Linked DNA regions of Homo sapiens: region 2 is linked to region 1. Evidence: read pairs that join two places in POLR2A ChIA-PET (ENCODE). Cell type or tissue: GM12878. All regions are shown on one strand. Links, peaks and the distances in the headings refer to the core of each region. The heading gives the core; the rest is flanking DNA.

The links. Peaks named below come from ENCODE experiments on the same cell type or tissue, not always from the same donor. Only the 100,000 strongest peaks of a DNase experiment are listed, where the experiment ranks them.
Region 2: POLR2A ChIA-PET joins it to region 1 with 11 read pairs; 31 of 35 experiments call an interaction of 5 or more read pairs at or near these places.

Annotation. Positions count from the first base shown.
Region 1 is chr5:139,276,607-139,284,606 of GRCh38, forward strand. SNHG4 (small nucleolar RNA host gene 4) reads left to right here. Exons shown (of 7, transcript NR_182757.1): 4 at 1,721-1,802; 5 at 2,445-2,523; 6 at 3,329-3,452; 7 at 6,133-8,000. It overlaps SNORA74A (small nucleolar RNA, H/ACA box 74A), which reads left to right and starts at 2,174; the gene lies at 2,174-2,373. LOC124901081 (a long non-coding RNA gene) reads right to left here. Exons shown (of 4, transcript XR_007058956.1): 3 at 3,962-4,079. It also overlaps a transcript of MATR3 not described here. In GM12878, for the core only: no CTCF peak of the experiment used is centred there; a DNase peak (open chromatin) is centred at 4,643; H3K4me3 peaks cover 3,681 bases; H3K27ac peaks cover 1,684 bases.
Region 2 is chr5:139,348,540-139,358,155 of GRCh38, forward strand. All of the region lies in intron 1 of PAIP2 (poly(A) binding protein interacting protein 2), which reads left to right. Among named protein-coding and RNA genes, the nearest start is that of PAIP2, 11 kb to the left of the region's middle. In GM12878, for the core only: no CTCF peak of the experiment used is centred there; no DNase peak of the experiment used is centred there.

The sequences.
Region 1 (8,000 bases), core at 1-8,000:
TTGGGTAGCATGAAGTTACTTGAATCATACCTTGGAAACAGAACAAAGCTAATGGGAAGAGGGGGTTGGTAAAAATAGACGGAAAAGTCACACCTTTATTTTTAGTGCCTACCAAGGGCTCAAAGGGGGCCAGATACAATGGGATTTTTGCTAATTTCACTGAAATTAAAGTCCATGGCTCCTACTACCCACCATAAAAGCTAGTCATGACACCCTTTGTAGAGGGATGGATTCCCTATTAGGGAAACATTGATGGTAATTCACTTTAAAATTATGGGCATTCTCTAGCTGTTTAATAAAATATTAAAATATTGATTGAGGGGGCTCTGGGAACTGAACAACTACAACCACACTAATTTCTCCTTTGGGCTGACAGTATATTTGCTTTAGTTGCTTACTGATTTTCAGAAATGAACAGTTGTTGCCCCATTAAAGTGGTAGATATTGAGTTCCCTTTGTAGTAATTTTGTTTTGGAATGCTTTTTCCCAAGTAGTTGGGATGATAGGTGTGTGCCACCACAACCAGATAATTTTTTTTTTTTTAATTTGTAGAGACAAAGTCTCATTATGTTGCCCAGGCTTTAGTAGAGACAAGGTTTCACGACGTTGTCCAGGCTGGTCTCGAACTCCTGGGCTCAAGTGATCTCCTGCCTCTCAAAGTGCTGGGGTTACAGGCATGAGCCACTGCACCGTGCCTGGCCTGGAATGCTAATCTTTTGAGAAGAGATGACCCTCGGTTGCTGTGAAAAGTGACATACTAGTTTCCACAGGAGGAAATGGGGAGGATGTTGGGGGGCAGGGGAGTTGTTTATCAAAGCTTGTTTTGTTAGATCAGTTGGCATTCCCTTAATAGGATTCTCTCAACTAAATGTGAGTGCTTTGTGTGAATGCCTCAACTGTGAATAGCCTTTTACATATGGGGTCTTAAGGCTAGTGATATCTGTAGGGCTTGGGGGATGGTTAGCTTTATAGTACTATAGGCAGGGAAAAGGCAAATAATGGTAAATAAAATAATTCCTGAGGCTATAGAAATTGGGGTAAATGGCAAGCAGCATTCTATTTCCATCTCTCCAGATAAGGGTCCTTAGGAGCTGCTATTTTAGACCAGGGTGCCAAACATTCAAATTCATGGGAAATATATCATGTCTGCTCGTCTTTTTTTTTTTTTTTTTTTAATTGACAGTAATTGTATATGTTATATGGGGTACAACATGAGGTTTTCATACATGTTTACATTGTGGAATGAGTAAATCATGCTAGTTAACACATCTAGCACCTCACATACTTATATTTTGTTGTGGTGAAAACATTTAGTATCTTTTAGCAATTTTGAAATATACAGGCCAGGCACGGTGGCTCGCACCTGTATTCCCAGCACTTTGGGAGGCTGAGGTGGGAGGATCATTTGAACCCAGGAGTTTGAGACAAGCCTGGGCAACAGAAAGAGATCTCATCTCTATAAAAAACAAAAAAGAAATTAGGTGGGTGTGTTGGCATGCACCTGTAGTCCCAGCTGCTTGGGAGGCTAAGCTGGGAGGATCACTTGACCCAGGAGATTGAGACTACAGTGAACCATGGTCATGCCACTGCACTCAGTCTAGACAGAGTGAGACCCTATCTCAAAAAATATATATATATATATACACACACACACACAATGCATTGCTATTTATTATATTCTGTGTACTAGATCACTAAGTTTGCTTGTCTTCCTTTTTAGGATGACTTGAAAGTAGGGCATCCTTCACCCATCTGAAGGGAGGAAATAGTGGCAGGTGACAGTCTGCATGTGCAGTTTTCAGGTAAATATCCCTATTCATTCCAACATTGACTACCTCCTCTGTGCCAGGCCTGTGGGCTAGTTGGTATCTATCAGGAAACAAATGGGAGGTAAATTAACCTGTATTTGTAAGATCCATGAAGGAAAGGACAATATATCTTGTTTTATTCACTGCTAGATCCCAATCGCAGTGCTTGGCACATGGCAGGACCTCCCTGAATGTTGCATAAAACAACTGAAAACACAGAAGGGGATTCCTGTTAAAGGGTTTGACAACAGGGTCTGCAATTAGTGCTTCCACGCCTGTTTTGCAGTCAATATTCAACTGATACGTCTTCTACCTGGAGTGCCTAGGTATCTGAAACAAATAATGAGAAAGCTGTTTCAGGAATCATCCAGCGGTTGTCAGCTATCCAGGCTCATGTGGTGCCTGTGATGGTGTTACACTGTTGGAAGAGCAAACACTGTCTTTATTGAGGTTTGGCTCCAAGCACTGTTTTGGTGTTGTAGCTGAGTACCTTTGGGCAGTGTTTTGCACCTCTGAGAGTGGAATGACTCCTGTGGAGTTGATCCTAGTCTGGGTGCAAACAATTTTTTTCTGTTTGCAGAAAAAGACAGGTTGTCTTAGGGACAGCCTGTCATTCTTTACCTCTTTGAATCCTAGATGCCTTCACCTGAATGACATCTACCTCCATCAGGACCCCAGATGTCTGACAGCCCTGTGTGACACCAAGATAAGTAACGTATGTAGTCTTCTTGTCATGTAGGTCCCAATTAAATTACTATAGCTCAGATGGGGGTAGGGGACTTAAAATTATGATGTGAAAAATTATGTAGAGTATCAGACTTTTTTTTGGGGGGGGACGGAGTCTTGCTCAGTTGCCCAGGCTAGAGTACAGTGGCTCGATCTCGGCTCACTGCAACCTCTGCCTCCTGGGTTCAAGCGATTCTCCTGCCTCAGCCTCCCGAGTAGCTGGGACTACAGGCACCTGCCACCATGCCAGGCTAATTTTTTTATTTTAAGTAGAGACGAGGTTTCACCATATTGGCCAGGCTGGTCTGAAACTCCTGACCTTGCGATTTGCCTGCCTTGGCCTCCCAAAATGCTGGGATTACAGGTTTTTTTGTTTGTTTTTTGAGACGGAGTCTCACTGTCTCCCAGGCTGGAGTGCAATGGCGCAATCTCGGCTCACTACAACCTCTACCTCCTGGGTTCAAGCGATTCTCCTGCCTCGGCCTCCTGAGTAGCTGGGATTATAGGCGTGCACTACCACGCCCAGCTAATTTTTGTATTTTTAGTAGAGATGGGGTTTCACCATGTTGGTCAGGCTGGTCTCGAACTCCTGACCTCGTGATCCACCTGCCTTGGCCTCCTAAAGTGATGGGAGTACAGGCATGAGCCACCGCGCCCAGCCAAGTATCAGAATTTTAGAGAATTCTTAGGATCTAAAGTCCATCCCTCACTTTTCTGGAGCTCTGCTGTGCAGTAGGTATATGCTACATGTGGCTGTGTAAGTTGATAAAAATTAATCAATTTCTTAATCTCAGAATCTGGCTGCTGACTACCCTATTGGACAACTCCAATATTAGAGAACATTTCCACCAATTCAGAAAGTTTATTATGCACTGCTGTTCTAGAGCAGGGATCAGCAAACTTGCTGTAAAGAGCCAGGTAATATAATATTATGCTTGTTCAGCCATGTGGTTTTTGCAACTATTTTTGCAGCTCTAGTGCAAACACAGCCTTAGACAATATCAACACATGAGCAAGTCTATAGTTCTAATAGAACATTATTTATGGACACTGAATTAGAATTTCATAAAATTTTCAGTGTCAAAATTGTTTTCAATGATTTACAAATTTAAAGACCATTCTTATTTTGAGAGCCATACAAAAACAGCAGGCTGGAATTGGCCCATAGGCTATGGTTTGCCAACCTCTGTCCTGGAGAATGAAATTCAGGCCTTGAAAGTTGAACAGCTCATTAGTGACAGGTTCAGAGCCAATAGCAATGTGTCTTTCTGAAAAGTTTAATGTTATCAATAGCTTTGCCTTAGAGCATCATACTCTTCATCTTTTAGGGCACTAAGGTGACTGCAAGAAATTAACCAGTAGTAAAAATAGTCTGTTTTTTGTGTGTTTGGGATTTGTTTATGTGTTTTTTTGCATGGGTTACTTACAGCAGTTCTCTCCACTTTTAATGTGCTCCAAAGGGAGAGGTCTTAAGAAAGAATAGCAGTCTGCACTTATCAAACTCAGCCACAATCTCAGTCTGAGTTGGTAAAACCGAAATGGCTCCTAAGGAAAGAGGAAAATTTTATGTCATGAATAGTCACAGTACTTTAAATCTGAGGCCTCAAGTTCTAAGCATACAGGTTGTCTTCCTGACTACAGTAGCGCTATCCATGTGCAGAGACGTTCCTATATTGCTACTTGAAAATAGATAATTCATTGGTATTCCTGTATTCAATATCCCAAAAGGCATCAATGGTGTAATCATGTGCATTTAAATAATTTGATGGGATTTCCTACTTGATAAATAAAGTTACTCACCTACTTATCCCTGTCGATTTTTTTTTTTTTAAGCAAAGAAATATATTTCCTGGTGAGTCTAAGAAGATTAGTTTTTAAAATCTTTTTTGATAGAGGGTCTCAACTGTGTCACCCAGCCTGGTGTGCAGTGGCACAAGCACAGCTCACTGCACCCTTGACCTCCTGGGCCAAGCAAACCTCCTGCCTCAGCCTCCCATGTAGCTGGGACTATAGGCATGTGCTGCCATGCCTGGCTTCAAAGTAGTTATTTGTTTTTTTTAGAGACAAGGTCTCACTCAGGCTGGTGTGCAGTGGTGTGGTCACAGCTCACTGCAGTCTCAACTTTCTGGGCTCACGTGGTCCTCCTGACTCAGCCTCCTGAGTAGCTAGGATTACAGATGTCACTCTGCCTGGCCTCGAAGTAGTTTTTTTTTTTGTTTTTTTTTTTTTTTTTGCTCTGTTGCCCAGGCTGGAGTGCAGTGGCACGATCTCAGCTCACTGCAACCTCCACCTCCTGGGTTCAAGCAATTCTCTTGCCTCAGCCACCCAAGTAGCTGGGACTATAGTCACACGCCACCACACCTGGCTAAATTTTTTTTTGTATTTTTAGTAGAGATGGGGTTTTGCCATGCCATTTCAGCCAGGCTGGTCTCAAACTCCTTACCTCAGGTGATCCACCCGCCTCAGCCTCCCAAAGTGCTGGATTACAGGTGTGAGCTACCACACCCAGCCGAAGTAGTTTTTTTCTGTTAATCTTTTCCCATGCTGCAATGAAAACTTGAATGAGACTGGCAGGGTTACTGGTCTGTAAATACCCAGGCTGCCAGCTGCCATAGGTAGCAGTAAACACAAGTGCCTCTTTTCATTGCTTAGGCCAAGTTTCAGGTCTTAGGCCTGTACCATATTAAGAGGAAAAACTAAAAATAAGGAGGGTTTCCAAACACCCCCACCAACCTTGAATTTTTTAAAAAATGAGGGAACCACAATTAATAAACACTATTCCTGGCACCTGTCCATGATTTCACTTGCTGGGTTGAAACAAACTAGTGTCAGTGGGATTTTATGTTGAAATTTTGGATCATGCCTCACTCAAATTTAAACCAGAAAAGCAAAACCCAGAGGGATAAATTCTGCAAGTCCCAAAGGGACACAAAGAGGTGGCTAAGTGCCTAGGAATTCACACAAAGGAAAACACCGTGCTAAGAGCAACTAATTAAGAACTTAAAAAGAGTGACAATGACTCCTGTGAATGTTGTTGCTTAATTAGGGCTTTATGAACACAGCTCCAGTTAATGGACCTGTCAATATACTCTTGAAAAACAATTTCACTGAATTAACAAATTAACTGTAATAACTTAAAATCTCTGCTTAGCAACATCTTTCTCCTTAATGCTATTTAGGAACACTTGTAATGAGCCAACTTGATGAGTCATAAATTTGTCAGTTTAGTAGCCTAAGGCTTGTTCAGAGGAGACCCTGTTACTTGTTTGGTCTTCCTTGCCCTCCAGTAAAGGCCCTTTAGGATGTAAGAATGTTCTGTGCTGCTTCTTAAGGGTGATATACTCATTGGGAAAGTACAGTAAAAAGGACTTTAAAATTTATTTTATTTTACAATACTTTTAGATTTATAGAAAAGTTGGGAAGATGGTACAAAGAGTTCCCATATATACCATACCCAGTTTCCCCTAATAACATCTTACATTGGTATATTATGGTTGTCACAATTAAATGGGCTAATATTGATACATTAGTATTAACTAAAGTCCATACTTTGTTCAGATTTCATTAGTTTTTATGTAATGTCTTTTGTCTGTTCTAGGATCCCGTTGAAGATACCACATTACACTTAGGCTCCTGTTGGCCATGACAGCTTCTTAGACTTGTTTTTAATGACCTTGACAGTTTTGTTTTTTTGTTTGTTTGTTTTTGAGACGGAGTCTCTGTCATCCAGGCTGGAGTGCAATGTAATGGCTCAATCTCAGCTCACTGCAACCTCTGCCTCCCGGGTTCAAGTGATTCTCCTGCCTCAGCCTCCCCAGTAGCTGGGATTACAGGCATGAGCCACCGTGCCCGGCTGCCTCCTAAATTCTCAAAACATTCCATTTTTATTCTGTGGTCTTACTTTATTCTGTCATGTAGAGAATAGTGGTTGAGCCTGTTGTCTTTTGAGAGTGGATGCTGTAGTCCTTACATGGCTGACTTTCAGCCCGTAAGCTTATAGTAGAGGATGGGGATTTTGTTATCAGCTGCTAAAAGGGAGAAGCCAAGCCCAGAACTAAGGGTTCTGATGAGTTGAAGGAGAGGGAAGATGCCCCTCAAGGCAAAGAGCCTCTGAGTTAGAATCTGTGCTTCACCAGAGTGACAATGGTAGAACTTCTCCTTCTCAGTATTAATTCTCCTGGAGAGAACTCTAGGGTTGTCTAAACCTGTTCAACTAGGCTGACTACCCCAGCAAGTGATGGGTTGGACATAAGGCAAAGAACAGGAGGGGTGAAAGGGGGCAGAACAGACAAGTTCTGTCCCAGCCTCTGCTACCTCTAACCCCATGGCATTCTATCCTTTTCTACACTGGGCTTCCATTTCTTACCCCAACAATGATCTGTTCTTCCAGGTGCCGTCATTTAATTTCCCAGACACTTGACCTCCTTCTGATTTGTGTACTCCCTCCAAGGCTGAGTTGCAGTGAGTGACAATAATCTGTGCTAATTACTTATCTTGCCAGAAGACTCAAAGGGTTTATGGCTTTTACTAACTGAACTCTATGCTAGATGTTAGGGATAAATGGTTAACAGGACACAGTTCTTGCTTATCTTGCTATGGTCTGTCAAGCCTTATACAATCTAGCCTTATCTCTCTCACCGTCTTATCTTTATCACCCGTAGATTCCCTTGTTGGCCACTGGTTTCTTTCAGTCCTTAATTAGCCTTTTGTCACTACCTGTCTACACATGCTGTTTTTCCCTTCTCATTCCATCTTGACATTGTCTATTTTGAGATCTCAGCTCAGTTGCAGAGAAGCTGCCTTCCCCATCTGGCAACCCATTATATGTGTCATAGTACCATGTTGTACCATAGAGCTAGACACAGGTGCCATGTTGTGTCTTGAAATGTATTCACCAGCTTCCAAAGGTTTACCTCAATCCCCTTTACTCAAGAAGCCTCAGTTCTACTGACAGTTGGTAATAATAACCTCTCTGTCATAATGTACCCAAAATAGAGTAAGAATATCATGCTTTTCAGTAATACTCCAGTGAATGAGGCTAAGAGTACCATTTTTGTTCTTATAAAAGAATTTTTTTGGACATGAATACAAAGATGTCAGGTTACCAAATCATTTGCTAGTAGATCCTAACAATATCACCTATAGGAAACTGAACGTAGCCTTTAAACATTAAGTGATGATAATGGATTTGGCCGGGCGCGGTTGCCTATAATCCCAACACTGAGAGGCTGAGGTGGGTGGATCACTTGAGGCCAGGACAGGACCAGCATGGCCAACATGGTGAAACCCCGTCTCTACAAAAGAAAAAAATACAAAAATTAGCTGGGTGTTGTGGTGTATGCCTGTAATCCCAACTATTTGGGTGGCTGAGGCACGAGAATCGCTTGAACTTGGAAGGCAGAGGTTGCAGTGAGCTGAGATCGTGCCACTGCACTCCAGCCTGGGTGACAGACTGAGACAGTCTCA
Region 2 (9,616 bases), core at 766-8,765, 73 kb after region 1:
GTAGAGATGGGGTTTCACCGTGTTAGCCAAGATGGTCTAGATCTCCTGACCCCATGATCTGCCCACCTCGGCCTCCCAAAGTGCTGGGATTACAGGCGTGAGCCACTGTGCCTGGCCACGCCCAGCTAATCTTTGTATCTTTTTTTTTTTTTTTTAAAGTCAGAGTTTCACTCTTATTGCTTAGGCTGAAGTGCAGGACACAGTCTTGGCTCACTGCAACCTCTGCCTCCCAGGTTCAAGCAATTCTCCTGCCTCAGCCTCCCCAGTAGCTGGGATTACAGGTGCCTGCCACCACACCCAGCTAATTTTTGTATTTTTAGTAGAGACGGTTTCGCCATGTTGGCCAGGCTAGTCTTGAACTCCTGACCTCAGGTGATCTGCCTGCCTCAGCCTCCCAAAGTGCTGGGATTACAAGCGTGAGCCACTGTGCATGGCCTGAGTGATGAATTTAGTAAAATATAAATGGATGATAATGTGTATTGTCAAGTATTCAATTCAAAAATTATTTTAAAACATAGTAAGAGAAAACCTAATAGTAGGAATCTACCAGTGCTAACTTCCACAAAACTGAAGATTGGGGAGGGAAGAAGTGTGTAAGTAAAATAATTTTAAAGGGCTTGCCTTGGCTCAGAGTAAGCATTGGGTTGGGTATATTGGAGAAGGAAAGGCATTCTAAATGGATGTATAGAGTTGTTTTTTGCTGTTGTTGTTGTTGTTGTTTTTCTCTGAGACGGAGTCTCGCTCTGTCGCCCAGGCTGGAGTACAGTGGTGTGATCTTAGCTCACTGCAACCTCCGCCTCCTGAGTTCAAGCAATTCTCCTGCCTCAGCTTCCTGACTAGCTAGAACTACAAGCTCACACCACCATGCCTGGCTAATTTTTGTATTTTTAGTAGATACCGGGTTTCGCCATGTTGGCCAGGATGGTCTCGATCTCCTGACCTTGTGATCCACGCGCCTCAGCCTCCCAAAGTGCTGGGATTACAGGCATGAGCCACTGCCTCCTGCCCTTGGAGTACATTTTTAATTGATAGGAAAATAGTTAAAGTTATTAAGTGTAGGAAAATAAACGCTATAGAAAAGAAATAGTTAATAGAACATTTGAAAAAGCATAAGAAAAGTAAACATGAAATTATTATGAAAGACATAAAACGAAACATCAGTTATCAAAAATGTTAATTCCTGGCTGGGCACAGTGTCTCACACCTGTAATTCCAGCACTTTGGGAGGCTGAGATAGGTGGATCACAAAGTCAAGAGATTGAGACCATCCTGGCCAACATGGTGAAACCCCGTTTCTACTAAAAATACAAAAGTTAGCTGGACATGGTGGCGTGCACCTGTGATCCCAGCTACTCGGGAGGCTGAGGCAGGAGAATCACTTGAACGCGGGAGGCAGAGGTTACAGTGATCCGAGATTGCGCCACTACACTCCAGCCTGGCGACAGAGTGAGACTCTGTCTCAAAAAATAAAAATAAGAAATAAAAGTTAGCCAGGTGTGGTGGCGGGCGCCTGTAATCCCAGCTACTCTGGAGGCTGAGGCAGGAGAATTGCTTGAACCCTGGAGGCAGAGACTGCAGTGAGCTGAGATCGCGCCACTGCACTCCAGCCTGGGCAGCAAAGGCGAGACTCTGTCTCAAAAAAAAAAAAAAAAAGTTAATTCCTTATGAGACAGAAATTCTCAGACTGGGTCACATATTCTATCTACTGTAGTAGAGGACTTGGATAAACCACTTTCAGAATTGACCAGATTAAGTAAAAAAGATGAGTGTAATATATACATCATTCTTGTACTTTAGAAATAGAAATCACAGGCCAGGGGCGGTGGCTCATGCCTGTAATCCCAGCACTTTGGGAGGCCGAGGTGGGCGGATCATGAGGTCAGGAGTTGGAGACCAGCCTGGCCAACATGACAAAACCCCATGTCTACTAAAAATGCAAAAATTAGTGTGTCATGGTGGCATGCGCCTGTAGTCCCAGCTACTCGGGAGGCTGAGACAGGAAAAGCACTTAAACTCAGGAGGTGGAGGTTGCAGTGAGCCGAGATTGTGCCACTGCACTCCAGCCTGGGTGACAGAGTGAGACTCTGTCTCAAAAAAATAAATAAATAAATAAATAAAAAATTGAAATAGTTGAGGTTGAAAGATCATACCTGCAACTTATCAAATGGTTAAGCAAAAAAAAAGAAGAAAAAAATAGAGAAAACAGGCAAAAGACTGATGAATCTAGATGAAAGGTTTGTGCTCCTTGTCCTCTTTCAGTTTTTGATATTGGTATAGAAATACACAATTACAGAATAAAGAATCTCAGAATAGATTCAGACAAATGGGAATTCAATTATGATAAACATGAGGAATAAGCTTTCATTAGTGGGGGATGATGTAATTTATATGGAGAAATATAGATCCTTCACATATTCAAATGTTCACATGAACTAAAGATTTAAATATAAAAACTTGAAACTATAAAAATATTGAGAGAAAATACAGGAAATATAATCTCAATGTGGGAAAAGACTTCCCAGAAGCTGTAAAGGAAAACAAATGTCATTTTTAGCTCATCTGATTGCAAAAATAAAATACAATACATATATAATATCTGGGATTGTTGAAGATGCAGCAAAATGGATGCACCCAAACAGTATAATAGGAATGCGTATTGCCACATTTTTATAAATAATCTGTCATCTCTTACAGTTAAAATGCAATGGCCCTTGACACAGTTATTCCCACTTACAGGAATATATCCTATACGAAGCACTACTACCTTGTCTCTACTAAAAAAAAAAAAGAGTGATCATAGCAAGATTGTGTGTAATGGCAAAAAGTGGGAACATAAATGTACATCAGAAGGGGGTGGTTGAATAAGTGGTGTTGTATCCATTAAAAAGTGAAGTATACCAATACCTGTTGACTAGGGAAGATTTTATGTAATGTATTTAATATAATTCTGTTAAAATACAGAAATGCTTTATGTGTGTTTATATAAACAAAGAATTATGAAAGGATACATATTAAGCTGTTAACATTGATGAATTACCTCTATGATAGGATCGGAGAGGGAAAAACTATATACGCTTTAGACGTTTGTATACCTAACTTTTTTTCTTTTTTTTTGTAAGTAGTGTGTACTTTTTACATTCATCCCTGTCACTCTTTTTTTGAGAGATGGGGTCTTGCTGTATCACCCAGGCTGGAGTGCAGTGGTGCAATCATGGTTCAAGTAATCCTCCTGTCTCAGCTTTCCAAGTAATTGGGTCTACAGGTGAACACCACCATGCCCAGCTAATTAAAAATGTTTTTTGTATAGATGGGCTCTTGGTATGTTTCCCACACTGATCTTGAATTCCTGACCCCAAGTGATCCTCCCGCATCGGCCTACACTTCAATGCTTGCTTTCCTAACAAAATTGATCCTAAATTTGTGCAAAGACCCTGCTGTCCAAAAATTTTCAAATGAATACTGAAAGCATAAAGTGAAAAATTACTGTTTATGACAGGTTGAGCATCCCAGTTTGAAAATTTGATATCTGAACTGTTCCAAAGTCCAGAACTTTTTGAATGCCAACATGACACTCAAAATTTCAGATTTGGGATTCTCAACTGCAAGTATAATACAGTATTCCAAAATCTGAAAAAAAAAAAAACACCAAAACACTTCTGGTTCTAAGCATTTTGGATAATCACATTTATTTTGTGATTTTCACTAGGGAAATCTGATTTACAAGTATTTTAATGACTACTAGATACATTAAGCTAGTTTTTCTGAGTTAGTCTTGCCGTGTTATGAAGACGTGTTATCTCCTTTGCATGAGATTAATACTGAACATTTTTTATTTTTGATATATTTTCTGACAGTTTTAGGGTTTTAAAGCATAACATGCCTTGAAACAAATACAGGCTGTAAAAAACCTGGGGAAAAAATATTGGCTTTCTCAGTTAATTCCTGCCAGTTTTTTTTTTGTTGTTTTTTTTTTTTGAGATGGAGTTTCGTCCTTGTTGCCCAGGCTGGAGTGCAATGGAGTGATCTTGGCTCACCGCAACCTCTGCCTCAGCCTCCCGAGTAGCTGTGATTACAGGCATGTGCCACCACGCCCGGCTACTTTTGTGTTTTTAGTAGAGACAGGGTTTCTCCATGTTGGTCAGGCTGGTCTCAAACTCCTGACCTCAGGTGATCTTCCTGCCTCAGCCTCCCAAAGTGCTGGGATTACAGGCATGAGCCACCACGCCCAGCCTACCTGCCAGTTTTATAGTGGGTCAGAATGAGGCATGAGCCAAAGATAAGATAGTAACAGATGAGGCTGGGTGCGTTGGCTCACGCCTGTAATCCAGCACTTTGGGAGGCCAAAGTGGGCAGATCACCTGAAGTTGGGAGTTTGAGACCAGCCTGACCAACGTGGAGAAACTCCCGTCTCTACTAAAAATACAAAGTTAGCCGGGCGTGGTGGAGCATGCCTGTAATCCCAGCTGCTCCGGAGGCTGAGGCAGGACAATCGTTTGAACCCAGGGGAGATGGAGGTTGTGGTGAGCCATTGCACTCCAGCCTGGGCAACAAGAATGAAACTCTGTCTCAAAAAAAAAAAAAAGTAACAGCTGAGTATAGTCAGCCTCTCAGTTTTGTGTTTTTTGTTTTCCTCTGTGACTTATTTGTACCAGAGTTTGTTTTTTTACTGTATTGTTAAGTCATTGTCTGTTTTCGGTCCTTAAAAGTCATTCAAGCAAATTAGGGCCTTCTTTTGTGTTTCCAGCATTTCCTCTAAGTTTTAATTATTTTTGTTCTGGAGAAAAGCATTCTCTCAGCCAGGGGAGACTCTCAACATATATAGGTTTGAGCTCATTGACTCTTAGGATGTTAAAGACATTTGTTTCTGGCTATTTCTGAATAGGATGATGATATACCCCAGCTGTTGTACACATTTTTACTGTGTATTATTTTCTTAAGGGTTACCCTGGAGGTTATAATTAACATCTTAGTTTGTAACAATTCAGTTTGAGTTAATATCAGCTTAGTTTCAAGTGTATCCAAAAGACTATATAGCTTCCTGTCGCCCACCATTATTACATTTGTAATAATGTAATTACAAAATAATTACATGTCTTTTGTAATTTGTTACTACAAAATACATCTTTATACATTGTATGTCCATTAACATAGATTTATAATTCTTATATTATGCATTGTCTTTTCTTTTTTTTTTTTAAGGCAGAGTCTCACTGTTGTTGGCCCAGGCTGGAGTGCAGTGGCGCTGTCTCGACTCACTGTACCCTCTGCCTCCCGGGTTCCAGCAGTTCTCCTGCCTCAGCCTCCCGAGTAGCTGAGATTACAGGTGCCTGCCACCACACCCACCTAATTTTTTTGTATTTTTAGTAGAGACGGGGTTTTGCCATGTTGGCCAGGCTGGTCTCGAACTCCTGACCTCAGGTGATCCACCCACTTCGGCCTCCCAAAGTGCTGGGATTACAGGCATGAGCCACTGTGCCCAGCCTTATCTTTTAAATAATGCAGAAAGAAAGAGGAGTAATAAGCCAAAATATGTTATTACAGACTTTTGTGACTACCTGTATAAGTTACTTTTACTGGCATTTTAATTTTGTGTGGATTCAATTTAATGTCTGTAGAGTTCTTTCATTTCAGCCTGAACGACTCACTTTAGCTTTTCTTATAGGACAGGTCTACTAGTGACAAACTCTGTCCATTTTTTCTTATCTGGCAGTGACTTAATTTCTCCTTCATTTTTGAAAGGGTAGTTTTGCCAGATAAAGAATTCTTAGTTCGATTTTTTTTTCTTTCAGCATTTTGAATATGTTACCTTCTGACCTCCATGGTTTCTGGTGAGAAATCAGCTGTTAATCTTATTGAGGATCCCTTGTATGTAATGAGTTGCTTCTCTTGGTGTTTTCAAGATGCTCTCTTTGTCTTTCAACAATTCGATTGTAATGTGTATTGGTACGGGTCATATTGAGTTTATCCTACTTTGGGTTAATTGAGCTTCTTAGATACATAGATTTGTGTCTTTTTATCAAATTTGGGGAGTTTTAGGCTGTTATCTCTTCAAATGTTTCTGAACTATTCTCCTTTTCTTCTGGTAATTCCATTGTATATATTTTGGCACAGTTGATGTCTCCTGGGTCTGTCAACGTTCTGTTCATTTTTCTTCATTTCCTCATTCTGCTTCTCAGACTGGATAAATCTCAATTGACCTTAACTTAAATTTGCTGATTCTTTTGTCTCTCTGCTCATATCTGCTGTTGAACCCCTCTAGTAAATTTTTCATTTCAGTTGTACCTTTTTTTTTTTTTTTTGAGATGGAGTCTTGCTCTGTTACCCGGGCTGGAGTGCAGTGGCGTGGTCTCAGCTCACTACAGCCTCCACCTCCAGGTTCAAGCGATACTCCTGGCTCAGCCTCCTGAGTAGCTGGGACTACAGGCACGTGCTACCACATCTGGCTAATTTTTGTACTTTTAGTAGAGACAGGGTTTCACTATGTTGGCCAGGCTGGTCTTGAACTCCTGACCTCGTGATCCTCCTGCCCCAGCCTTCCAAAGTCCCAAAGTGCTGGGATTACAAGCATGAGCCACCGCACCTGGCCCAGTTTACTTTTAAACTCCAAAATTTCTATTTGTCTCTCTCTTTTTTTTTTTTTTTTTTGGAGACAGAGTTTTCACTCTTGTTGCCCAGGCTGGAGTGCAGTGGCATGATCTCTGTTCACTGCAACCTCCACTTCTTGGGTTCAAGTGATTCTCCTGCCTCAGCCTCCCAAGTAGCTGGGATTACAGGCATGCACCCCCATGCCCAGCTAAATTTTTTGTATTTTTAGTAGAGACAGGATTTCACCATGTTGTCCAGGCTGGGCTTGAACTCCTGACCTCAGGTGATCTGCCTGCCTTGGCCTCTCAAAGTGCTGGGATTACAGGCGTAAGCCACCACGGCCCACTATTTGTCTCTACTGATATTCTCTATTTGGTGAGACATCATTCTATGGTTCCTTTTATTTTTTTCTACATGGTTTCCTTTAGCTCTTTTAACATACTTAATATACTTGATTTGAAGTCTTTGGCCAGGCACAGTGGCACTTTGGGAGGCTGATGTGGGGAGATCACCTGAGGTCAGGAGTTCGAGACCAACCTGGCCAACATGGTGAAACCCCTTCTCTGCTAAAATAATACAAAAATTAATTGGGTGTGGTGGCGGGCGCCTGTAATCCCAGCTACTTGGGAGGCTGAGGAAGGAGAATCGCTTGAACCCAGGAGGCGGAGGTTGCAGTGAGCCAAGATCAAGCCACTGCACTCCAGCCTGGGCAACACAGGGAGACTCAGTCTCAAAAAATAAATAGGCTGGGCGTGGTGGCTCACGCCTGTAATCCTAGCACTTTGGGAGGCACCTGAGGTCAGGAGTTTGAGACCAGGCTGGCCAACATGGTGAAAACCCTGTCTCTACTAAAAGCTGCAAAAATTAGCCAGACATGGTGTTGGGTGCCTGTGATCCCAGCTACTTGGGAGGCTGAGGCAGGGGAACCACTTGAACCCAGGAGGCAGAAATTGCAATGAGCTGAGATCGTGCCATTGCACTCCAGCCTGGGTGACAGAGCAAAACTCTGTCTCAAAAACGATACGTTAAATAAATAAAGTCGGCTGGGCACGGTGGCTCACGCCTGTAATACCAGCACTTTGGGAGACCAAGGCAGGCGGATCACAAGGTGAGGAGTTTGAGACTAGCCTGACCAACATGGTGAAACCCCGTCTCTACTAAAAATATAAAAATTAGCCAGGCCTGGTGGCATGCACCTGTAATCCCAGCTACTCGGGAGGCTGAGGCAGGAGAATCACTTGAACCCAGGAGGCGGAGGTTGCAGTGAGCCAAGATCGCGCCATTGCACTCCAGCCTGGGCAAAAAGAGCAAAACACTCCTCGTCAAAAATAATAAATAAATAAAGTCTTTGTCCAATGTAATATCTGGGCTCCCTTGGGGACAGTTTCTGTTAATTTATTTTTTGCCTGTGTATGGGCCATACTTTTTTATTTCTTTGCATGCCTCATAATTTTTGTTGAAAATGACATTTCGGGCTGGGCACGGTGACTTACGCCTGTAATCCCAACACTTTGAGAGAGAGTCCAAGGCGAGTGGATTATTTGATGTCAGGAGTTCGAGACCAGCCTAGCCAACATGGTGAAACCCCGTCTCTACTAAAAGTATACAGAAAATTAGCCAGGTGTGCTGGCATGCGCCTGTAGTCCCAGCTACTCGGGAGGCTGAGGCAGGAGAATCGCTTGAACCCGGGAGGTGGAGGTTGCAGTGAGCTGAGATTGAGCCACTGCACTTCAGCCTGAGTGACAGAGCAAGACTCTGTCTCCAGAAAAAAAAAAAAAAAAAAAGACATTTTGAATGATATAATGTGGCAATTCTGGAAATTAGATTCTCCCCAGGTTTGTTGCCACTTATTGTAGTTGTCATTTTAGTGCCTTTTCTGAAAGAGTTTAGTAAAATTTGTATTCTTTTTGTGTGTGTGGCCATTGAAATCTCTCTTCCATTAGCTTAGTGGTCAGCTAGTGATTTGACAGATTTTTTTTAAATGCCTTTAAGCAAAAAACAACTCCCCTAGTCTTGGTATATGGGTCCTATGGATGTGTTGAGGCACACCTTCAACAGCTCTGCCTTTGCCTTCACTTCCTGCATGGGCAGAGCCTGAGCCAGAGGTGAAAACTTAGAGCCTTTTCAGGTCTTTTCTGAACATCTGCTCAGCACTGACATGCCTATGGCTTTCTAGGACTACCAGGATATGTGGGAGCTTTTCAAAGCTCTTACTCTCAAAGCATCTCCTTCACCAGCTTTTCTTCCCAGGCTTTTTACTGTGTTGATTGTTTGCCCCGTTATTGCTACTATATTTACCCTTAACTGTTTTTGACAAATATGTGTGCTACTGCCCCACCTCACTCCCCATAGCAAACTCTTGAGCCAGTCCTTCAGGGAGCCAGGTCAAAACAACCAGAGTTTTTTGTTAATATTTATTATATTGCAGCCAGGGGCCGTGGCTCACGCCTGTAATCCAAACACTCTGGGAGGCTGAAGCGGGCGGATCACGAGGTCAAGAGATCGAGACCATCCTGGCCAACATGGTGAAACCCCGCCTCTACTAAAAATACAAAAATTAGCGGGGCATGGTGGCACGCGCCTGTAGTCCCAGCTACTTGTGAGGCTGAGGAAGGAGAATCGCTTGAACCTAGGAGGCAGAGGTTGCAATGAGCTGAGATTACGCGACTACACTCCAGCCTGGGCAACAGAGCGAGATTCCATCTCAAAAAAATAAAAATAATATTGATATTGCTACCTCCAACTTGTACCAAGAATGCAGGCTATTGTCTTCAAGGCTTACCAAGCTGCAAATGGGAGATGGCACTAGGGTAGTTTAAAATACCACAGAGGTGTTTTACCAGAATTGAACTGTTGGTTTTTTTTTTCTTAAGCATTCCTCTGGAAGTTTATCATTGCATTGGCAGTTCTTTTTAGTAGTTCTGTAGAGATAGGGGTCTCACTATGTTGCCCATGCTGGTTTTCAACAGCTGGGTCTGGAGGCCCACCTCAGACTCCCAAAGTGCTGGGCCCTGGTGCATGTTTTAGAGTC